2 separate regions of the Homo sapiens genome follow, and region 1 is linked to region 2. The links are chromatin contacts, found by Hi-C or POLR2A ChIA-PET in ENCODE. All regions are on one chromosome and are shown on one strand. Each heading gives the region's core, a stretch centred on a gene start or an enhancer-like site at or near the end of the contact. The rest is flanking DNA. Distances are from core to core; before and after follow the strand shown.

Region 1 (4,466 bases), core at 805-3,304, 160 kb after region 2:
AGGGCCCTGAGCTGGGAGCAGGGTTAGCAAAAGCCAGCCATGGAACCATGTCGCAGCCCTGGCAGGCACCAGTCTCCACGGGAAAGCAGAGAACAGGTCCAGGCTGAGGGCATAAGCCCACTGGGTTGGCCTGGGTTTGGGAAGAAACAACCACAGCCTAGGGCACAGGAGGGCCCCTGGCCCATCCTAAGCCTTTGACACAAGCTTTAGAGCAGGTTTACACTGCTCACTAGCGTACAGCCGCCCTCTAGAAGTCTGCCAGCCCTGGCGATGCTGATTTAGGAACTGAGCAGGCTGGCAGCTTTTCACACCTGCAGCTGGGAGGGATGAGAAGGTGCAATCTGGCAGGACAGCACCAACTGGCTCCAAACGAAGCCCCTCCCCAGCCCCACTGTCCCGACACTGCAGCCACCCGTGGCTTTGGTCATCTCTTTTGTCTAGAACTGAGAGTTTCTAGGGGCTGCTTGGATTCTGCACAATGACTGCAGGCTCCCTTCCACAGGCGTAGACATTACAGCCACGGCAGCAACCCTCTCCCACCTGGGTCCTCCCTTCCTGTGGTCCCAGGGTGTCAGCCCTGGCTGCCCATGGGGGTCCCCTGGGAAGTTTTAAGAAAGTATGTTTATTGCGGCACTATTCACAATAGCAAAGACTTGGAACCAACCCAAATGTCCAACAATGATAGACTGGATTAAGAAAATGTGGCACATATACACCATGGAATACTATGCAGCCATAAAAAATGATGAGTTCATGTCCTTTGTAGGGACATGGATGAAATTGGAAATCATCATTCTCAGTAAACTATCACAAGGACAAAAAACCAAACGCTAAATGTTCTCACTCATAGATGGGAATTGAACAATGAGAACACATGGACACAGGAAGGGGAACATCACACTCTGGGAACTGTTGTGGGGTGGGGGGAGGGGGGAGGGATAGCATTAGGAGATATACCTAATGCTAAATGACGAGTTAATGGGTGCAGCACACCAGCATGGCACATGTATACATATGTAACTAACCTGCACATTGTGCACATGTACCCTAAAACTTAAAGTATAACAATAATAATAAAAATAAATAAATAAATAAAATAAATATAAGGAAAAAAAAAAAAGAAAAGCTTTTCCCTGCACCCCGCTCCTAGAGATTCTGATTTTATTGGTCTGGGGGAGGGACTCAGTATTGTTATTTTTGAGAAGCATCTCAGGGTTTCTAGGGTACAGCCAAGGAGAAGAACCACTGCTGTAGACCCCTAGATCACCAGGTCTTGGTGGCTTGCAGATGAGTTCTTCAATTCACAATGGAACCTAAGGGTTTCGGTCAGTGGTTCTCATACCTGTATGAGAATCACCTGCAGGGCATGGAAAAACATGTCTGTAGGGCCTGGGAATTTGCATTTCAAACAGGTTACCAGGAGAGGCTGATGTTCTGGCTATGTGACTACACTTTGAGAGCCATAGATCTAGGCCCTCAGATCTCACAGATCTCATAGATCTAGGCTCGTAGCTCAACCTTAGTTCTTGGACTTAGGGTGATTGAGAGAAATAGAAGCAAGCTGTGTCCGTCACTGTACTTAATGTTTACAGCTTCATATTTTCACATGGCTTCGAAAGATCTGCCACTTTACCTCTGAACTATCGTGGGATAGAAACCCCAGCAGAGCAACTGGCCCATGGAAGGAGTTAATAAACGATCCTTCCCCCATATGCAGAATGGAAAATCGACTCTTAAGAAACTTCCACCCAACTTTTTCCCACCCCTCCCATGAAAAAGTTAAATCGTGAAAAGAAATATTTTGTTTAAAGTAACAGGATGTCTCCTTCCACCATGAGGGCCCACTTACAGACTTGAAAAGCCTGAATATTAGTAACATGCATTTATTTCTACATTAAAGTCATTTCTTAATGATGTGATATTTCAGTACTTGAGTTCGCCCAACGTCAGGAACCAAGCAGCCAAGCTGAGACCCTGATCACTCCCTCCTTTGTCTCTGGATGGGAGACTAGAATATTCAGAGGTTACAACCTGCGGCCAACAGAGCATTTTGACTCGTTATAGAAATGAGTGACTCATCCATGGGTCATTTACTCATCCGTCTCTCTTCCCCGACCACGAGGAAACTGCAGGGGACACACTTACTTTTCTTTAACTCGATGCACAAAGAACACAAATGTTGCTGATTCTGAGACCTGACTTCCTGTTATTAAAGAGGACATCGTACAATTTAACAGAACAAGATTTCTAAGCAAAGCAGAAGGTCTAATGATTTCAGAGTTTGCTTCCTACCTACAATTAACTAGGTCACAGCTGTAAAGGAAGAGAAAAAATAAATCACTCCAAACCAGGAGCACTCAATGTCATCGTGGCCAAAAAATAAACACTTCAGTTTTTCTTTTTTAAAAGAGGGGACTCTCAATTTAACAGAAACAAGCACATTTGATATACGCTAGAAAATAAAAAAAATCTGATCAGACAGTAGGCAAAAGCAGTGTCTCAGGCCCACTTATTTAATAGTTACACAAAACAGAGGAGTGAAAATAATGTACTTCATATCTAAAGGCTACAATATGCCTCGTATCCATGCAGAACACTTCTTTAGTATTATACACAACCGTAAAGACTCCCATTTGGTCATGTAGGAGTTACAGAGTTTTTAAGGCCCAGGACTGCTCAGGTCTGTAGGACTTCGCAATTTGGCAAATGTGAAATTCTCATAGTGGACTCTTCGACCTTGGTAGGATGTCACAGAGGAAGAGATCCTTTTAGAGTGGATTGTATTTTTAAGTATCCCCAGTGCCCAAGAAAGGAATGCTTTCAGACAGGGACATTTCAATGTGTTTAGTCCCTTCCTTTCTCTCTTATGATCACCTCCACCAGGAGGATTTTGTTTCTCTTTGAGTGGGTTGTACAGTCACTACTAATTTTGTCTAAGTGTTTGCATAAAATAGCTGTGGGAAAGATAATTAATGGATGGATGGATGGATAGACAGATATCTACATATATACATAGATAGATGAATGGATGGGTACATGGATGGATGAATTGGTGGATAGATACCGATGGATAGATACCGATAGATCGATAGATAGATAGGTCTCTATAGTTGAACAGATGGATGGATAGATAGATGGATGAACAGAGAGATCTCTATGTAGATTTCTATAGAGATCTATCTGCCTATCCATCCGTCTATCTATCTATCTACCTACCTACCTACCTACCTGAAACAAAGATGAAAAAGAAAAATAACCTATGAGCATGGACGTCAGAGAGGATACTTTAGATCCTCGACCTCAAAATGCCCTTTATAGGCTCCAGCCTCAGCAACTACACGGGAACTTGGAGGAATGCAGACTGCATCTGCATTTAGTAAAACCCCCAGATGATTCCATTATAAACTGACGCTTGAGAAGGTGTGCTTTAGGACAGTGATTTTCAGTAACTTTTTTTTTTTGTCAATTATGGAAATCTTTTCCCAAATGAAATATTTGGTGGGGACATAAGAAATATCTTAGAAGCAGAGCTCTGGTTGACCAGGGGTGAGGGGGGTCTCAGTCTTCCAGCCCCCTAGTGGCACCTCCCATCCCACACTGCGTCTTAGCGGTAGTGGCTCCTGCTTCTGAGTGGGTATCAGGGGTCCTGGTGTTTTTGATTATGTTGCACCCTAACACCTACCAGCCCAGAGGCTACCATGTTGATTCTTCTGAACAAAGAAGCCCTGGCATATTATGGATGCTCAGGTGATATTAGATGATCATTAGTAATTGATTTTTTTTTCTTTTTTTTGAGACGGCGCCTCGCTCTGTCGCCAGGCTGGAGTGTAGTGGCGCCATCTTGGCTCACTGCAACTTCCGCCTCCCGGGTTCAAGCGATTCTCCTGACTCAGCCTCCCACCACGCCCAACTAATTTTTGTATTTTTAGTAGAGATGGGGTTTCACCATGTTGGCCAAGAAGATCTCAATCTCTTGACCTCGTGATCCACCCACCTTGGCCTCCCAAAGTGCTGGGATTAGAGGCGTGAGCCAACGCGCCCAGCCAATAATTGATTTTAAATAAGAATACATGGACAGGTACAGCTCAGTTGTTCCAGAGATGGGCATCAGAGGGGAAATGGAAGCAGGGAGACAGCCTATTGATGATGAGAGGAAGACAAGACAGAGGGCAGAGAGATGGGAGTGGCCCTATAGTTAAGAGTTGCCAGATAAAATACAGGACACCCAGTTACATTTGAATTTCAGACAAACTCCATGGAACATGCTTAGATGAAAGAATGATTCATTGTTTATTGAAATTTGATGTAACTGGGCATCCTGTATTTTCATTTGCTGAATCTGGCAACCAGACCTAGAGTTCCTTTCTAAAGGGACACTTTTCTCAGCAGCTTGGATTCCAAGGGTCTCACTCTAGGTTAGACCCCCATTTAGATTCGCTCTGGAGAGTTTTCTGAAGTCAGACTAC
Region 2 (4,396 bases), core at 540-3,039:
CTCACTGCCACAAGTGTCACTGACTGCCAGGCAGAGCATCCATCGGGCAGGGCGCTGTCCCTCCTCGGCCCTCCTTCCCTCCATTTGCAGGAGGAAGGGTCACTACCATCCAGGTCACAGGCACAAAAGAGATTTTGTTGTCTGGGCTGCTGCTTTTCCAGCCCCTCTGACAGACTCCAGAAGGAGTCAAGGAATTGGGAAGGCGACAGCGTTAGAACAAGAAGGTGAAAAAACAGCAAGCATGCATCTTTCTCCCAGAGCTTCTCCAAAGCCAAACTATAGACTCTGAATGAGCCCTGAGCCAAGATGAGAGGTCAAGGTTCTTGTCCTGACTGTGGGCCACAGAGTTCTATGGTTTTAACAGAGAAGGTGGGATCCATAGCCCACTTCCAGTGGCTCCCTTTAACCAGTGCTGCCCCCTGCAGAACCAGCACAAGGCGACACGTTAATGTAACCCCAGCATTGCCATTGAAGGCTTTATGGGAGGCCTTGCCCTACTTACCAGAGAAAGCAAAGCGGGAGGTGTAGAGAAATGGGAAGCCTGACCATGTATGTTCATGTTCCATGTCACGCAGCATCCCTGTGTGTGTGTATGTGTGCACAGGAGTACTTGGTGTCATAAGTTTTGCTTATTATTATTAGAGACAGAGTCTCGCTCTGTCACCCAGGCAGGAGTTCAATGGCACATTCTCGGCTCACTGCAACCTCTGCCTCCCGGGTTCAAGTGATTCTCATGCCTCAGCCTCCCAAGTAGCTGGGATTACAGGCACCCACCACCAGGCCTGGCTAATTTTTGTATTTTTGGTAGAGACAGGGTTTTGCCATGTTGGCCAGGCTGGTCTTGAGCTCCTGACCTCAAGTGATCCACCTGCCTTGGCCTCCCAAAGTGCTAGGATTATAGGTGTGAGCCACCATGCCTGGCCAATTTTGCTTTTTAGAAATCACTCCAGACCTGACACTTCTTAGCTAGACAAAGAGGCACACACACACAGAGAGGCAGGACGCTCACTTCTACAGTCCCTGTGGAGTTTTAGACCAAACGCAATGCCTCTGACCTTCTTTGGATGACATCAACTTTACCGGTCTTCATCTGGGGACCTGGGCATCAAATCCCAGCCTGAAGATCCCAGGATTGGCCAGGTATGGTGGTGTATACCTGAGGTCTCAGCACTTTGGGAAGTTGAGGCAGGAGGATTGCTTGAGCGTAGGAGTTTGAGGCCTGCAGTGAGCTATGATTGCACCACTGCACTCTACCCTAGGTGACAGAGCAAGGTCCTGTCTCTAAAACAAATAAAATAAGAACTTAAGATTGCTGTTAGGAAACAAGAAGGCTTTGAAGTCACAGACTTGGACTGGCATTAAGGTTTTCTGAACTGTTGTGGGATCAGGACCCAGTAGCTTCACTTCCCAGAGTTTCAGCTTCTTTTCTGTAAAGTGGACATCATATCTCCAACTTTCTGGACACCATGGAGTTAAATAAGATGGTGTATGGGACATGTAACTCAGTTCTTGACACATAATTATTACTTACTGCTTGTTAATTCCTTCCACACGTCCACTGTGCATTTCCCTTCCCCATGCCAACCTCTTAACAACATCCTCATTACATCCTTATCCTGCTTCCTTTTTGGGTAGGAGATCTCCCAGTTGCCATTGTCTGGGAACACCCAGGCATTCACCGGGGGAGAGGCTGAGCTACTCCAAAATGGAGACAGTGCTGGGTGGACTCCTGCCTCTATCAGAATTCATCCAGGCCAAGAGCTCAGGGCTTTTTTAGCCAAACAACAGCAATCTCCTGCTGGCACGTAATCTTCAAGACTTTCACTTCCTCTGTCAGAGTGGAGGGAAAAATCAAACAGAACAAAAGCAAAATGAAAACCCTGGCCTGGACTTCCATTCTAATGTGCATGAGTGAGGTGGGCTCTGATGATCAATTACACCAGCAGAACCAATGAATTACACCAAGAGAACCGAGTTGCCGGCCCAGCTCACCGGGGGTGAACTCAGACACTGCTTTTCCTGCCTGCTTTCGGCTGCTCCCTCTCGGCCACTCTTCCAAGCTGCATCCCAAGCTGTCCTTTCTAGCTGCTTGATTGAAGTGCCTTTCCCGTGTGTCCACAGCAATACCAGCATCAAGGATTGTCCACTGCCCTCTTAGGATTCCTTCCTCCAAACAGACCCTCGTGCTTCGTCCAGAGTGAGAGGTTTCAGAACAGGAAGCAGGAGGTCTGTGCGGAAATGTCACCTGGATCTTCTAAATTAGTGATTTCAGCCTTGCGAGCACATTAGAATCAGCGGGGCAGTTTAAAAAGCCAGAGATGCCTGGGGCACCCTCGGGATTCCGACTTGATTGGTCTTGGGTGGGTCGAGGAATCTGTGGATTCTTTTTTCTTTTTCTTTATTTAGAGAAAGGGTCTCACTCTGTCACTCAGGCTGAAGTACAGTGGTACAATTATAGCTCACAGCAACCTTGAACTCTTGGGATCCTGCTAGGAAGCTGGGAATGGCCTAGATCTCCAAGCACACCCCTAGGGGACTAGAGGGTGAGGCCTGCAGGCCAGGGGGTAGGTGGGAGTGATCCTCCCACCTCAGCCTCCGAAGTAGCTGGGACTAGAGGTGAATGCCACCACACCCGGCTAATTTTTAAATTTTTTATAGAGACAGGGTCTTGCTATGTTGCCCAGACTGGTCTTGAACTCCTAGCCTCAAGCAATCCTCCCACCTCAGCCTCCTAAAGTGGGAATCGGTTGATTCTAATGAGTGCAACTAGGAATGAGCATCTGGAAAGAATCACTGTGTTGTGGGGAAATGCATATTTGCGATGTAATTAGAATGCTGATGCCTTTCCGTGTACAGTCTGCCTTCACACATATGTCTCCCTGGATTCAGAACAGTATTTATCGAGCACCCACTCGTGCTGGGTAGGGTGATGGGTGCCATGGATCTGCCATAGGAAGCCATGGTCCCTGACTGTATTAGACTGTTCTCACATTGCCAATAAAGACATACCTGAGACTGGGTAATTTATAAAGAAAAAGAGGTTTAATGGACTCACAGTTCCATATGGCTGGGGAGGCCTCACAATCATGGTGGAAGAGCAAGAGAAGTCTTACATGGTGGCAGGCAAGAGAGAGCTTGTGCAGGGGAACTCCCATTTATAAAACCATCAGATCTCATGAGATTTACTTACTACCATGAGAACAGTATGGGGGAAACCGTCCCCAGGATGCAATTATCTCCACCTGTCCCTGTCCTTGACACATGGGAATTATTACAATTCAAGGTGAGATTTGGGTGGGAACACAGCCAAACCATATCACCAACCTTCAGGAGCTCACAGAGTGGCCACATAACTCCTGACATTCATGGGGCATCTGCCCTGTGCCCGGTGGTTAAGGGCCCAGATTTGGGAGCTCCTTACTGACTGTGTGGCTTCAGGCAGGTTAAATGAACCTGTCAATACAATATCAGTACCTGCTTCATTGGAGCGTTGTGAGGATCAAAAGCCTTCTAACAGAGAAAGCCCTTAGAACAATGCCTAGCATCTCGTAAGTCTTTACAAGAGCCCACTAATCTATACAGAATTGCAGTTAATCATCTCAACAACACTATGAGGCAGATGTTATTGTTATGATCATTCCCATATTAAAGGTCACCCGGCTATGACATAGTGGAGCTGGGCCTCAAAGCCAGGTAGTCTGACCCAGAGGCAGGGTCTGGGCGCTTAAAAGTTAAGTCCAAAGTGGGTGCAGAAGGAGACATGTCCTCCTCCTTGGGAATGTGTAAGCTGATTTGAAAAACACCAAGCAGGCCAGGCGCAGTGGCTCACGCCTGTAATCCCAGGACTTTGGGAGGCCACGGGGGAGGTGGGTGGATCACCTGAGATCAGGAGTACAAAACCAGCCTGGCCAACATGGCGAAACCCTGTCTCTACTAAAAATATAAAAATTAGCTGGGCACGGTGGTGGGTGACTGTAATTCCAGCTACTTGGGAGGCTGAGGCAGGAGAATCGCTTGAACTTGGGAGGTGGAGGTTGCAGTGGGCTGAGATTGTACCCTTGCACTCCAGCCTGGGCAACAGAGTAAGACTCCATCTCAGAAAACAACAACAACAACAAAACAAAACAAAAACCACCACCAACAACAAAACAAAACAAAACCAAACCAAAAAAACAAGCAGCCAGGCAGCCTAACCAGTTCTCCTAAGAAACCGGTCTCTGGACACAAATTAGTCCCGTCTTCCCTAAAATAAAACCCGGCCTGCAGACATGAGCACAGTCCTTTGTGCTCTTCTCCAGGAGGGAGAAAAATGGTGAGATATCAAGCCCCTTCCCCCGGAGGCTTCTTGGAGTTCCTCTAAGTATTAATCTCTGAATAGTCAAAGGATACCAGAATT

The links. Hi-C counts contacts between places; a loop is a spot of excess contacts on that map. ChIA-PET counts read pairs that join two places held with the same protein, here RNA polymerase II (POLR2A). Pooled maps may share reads with other maps.
Region 1: a loop to region 2 is called in a pooled map, with 1.9 times the contacts of the local background. The contact joins two enhancer-like sites. A Hi-C loop is called at or near these places in 2 of 50 pooled maps. POLR2A ChIA-PET finds 5 or more read pairs at or near these places in 2 of 52 experiments (GM12878 and WTC11).

Annotation. Positions count from the first base shown.
Region 1 is chr10:13,985,582-13,990,047 of GRCh38, forward strand. All of the region lies in intron 2 of FRMD4A (FERM domain containing 4A), which reads right to left. Among named protein-coding and RNA genes, the nearest start is that of FRMD4A-AS2, 3.8 kb to the right of the region's middle. Within about 2 kb of position 2,055, at least 2 of the 41 ENCODE cell types and tissues checked have a DNase peak (open chromatin) inside an H3K27ac peak, as active enhancers do.
Region 2 is chr10:13,830,167-13,834,562 of GRCh38, forward strand. All of the region lies in intron 3 of FRMD4A (FERM domain containing 4A), which reads right to left. Among named protein-coding and RNA genes, the nearest start is that of FRMD4A-AS2, 160 kb to the right of the region's middle. Within about 2 kb of position 1,790, at least 7 of the 41 ENCODE cell types and tissues checked have a DNase peak (open chromatin) inside an H3K27ac peak, as active enhancers do.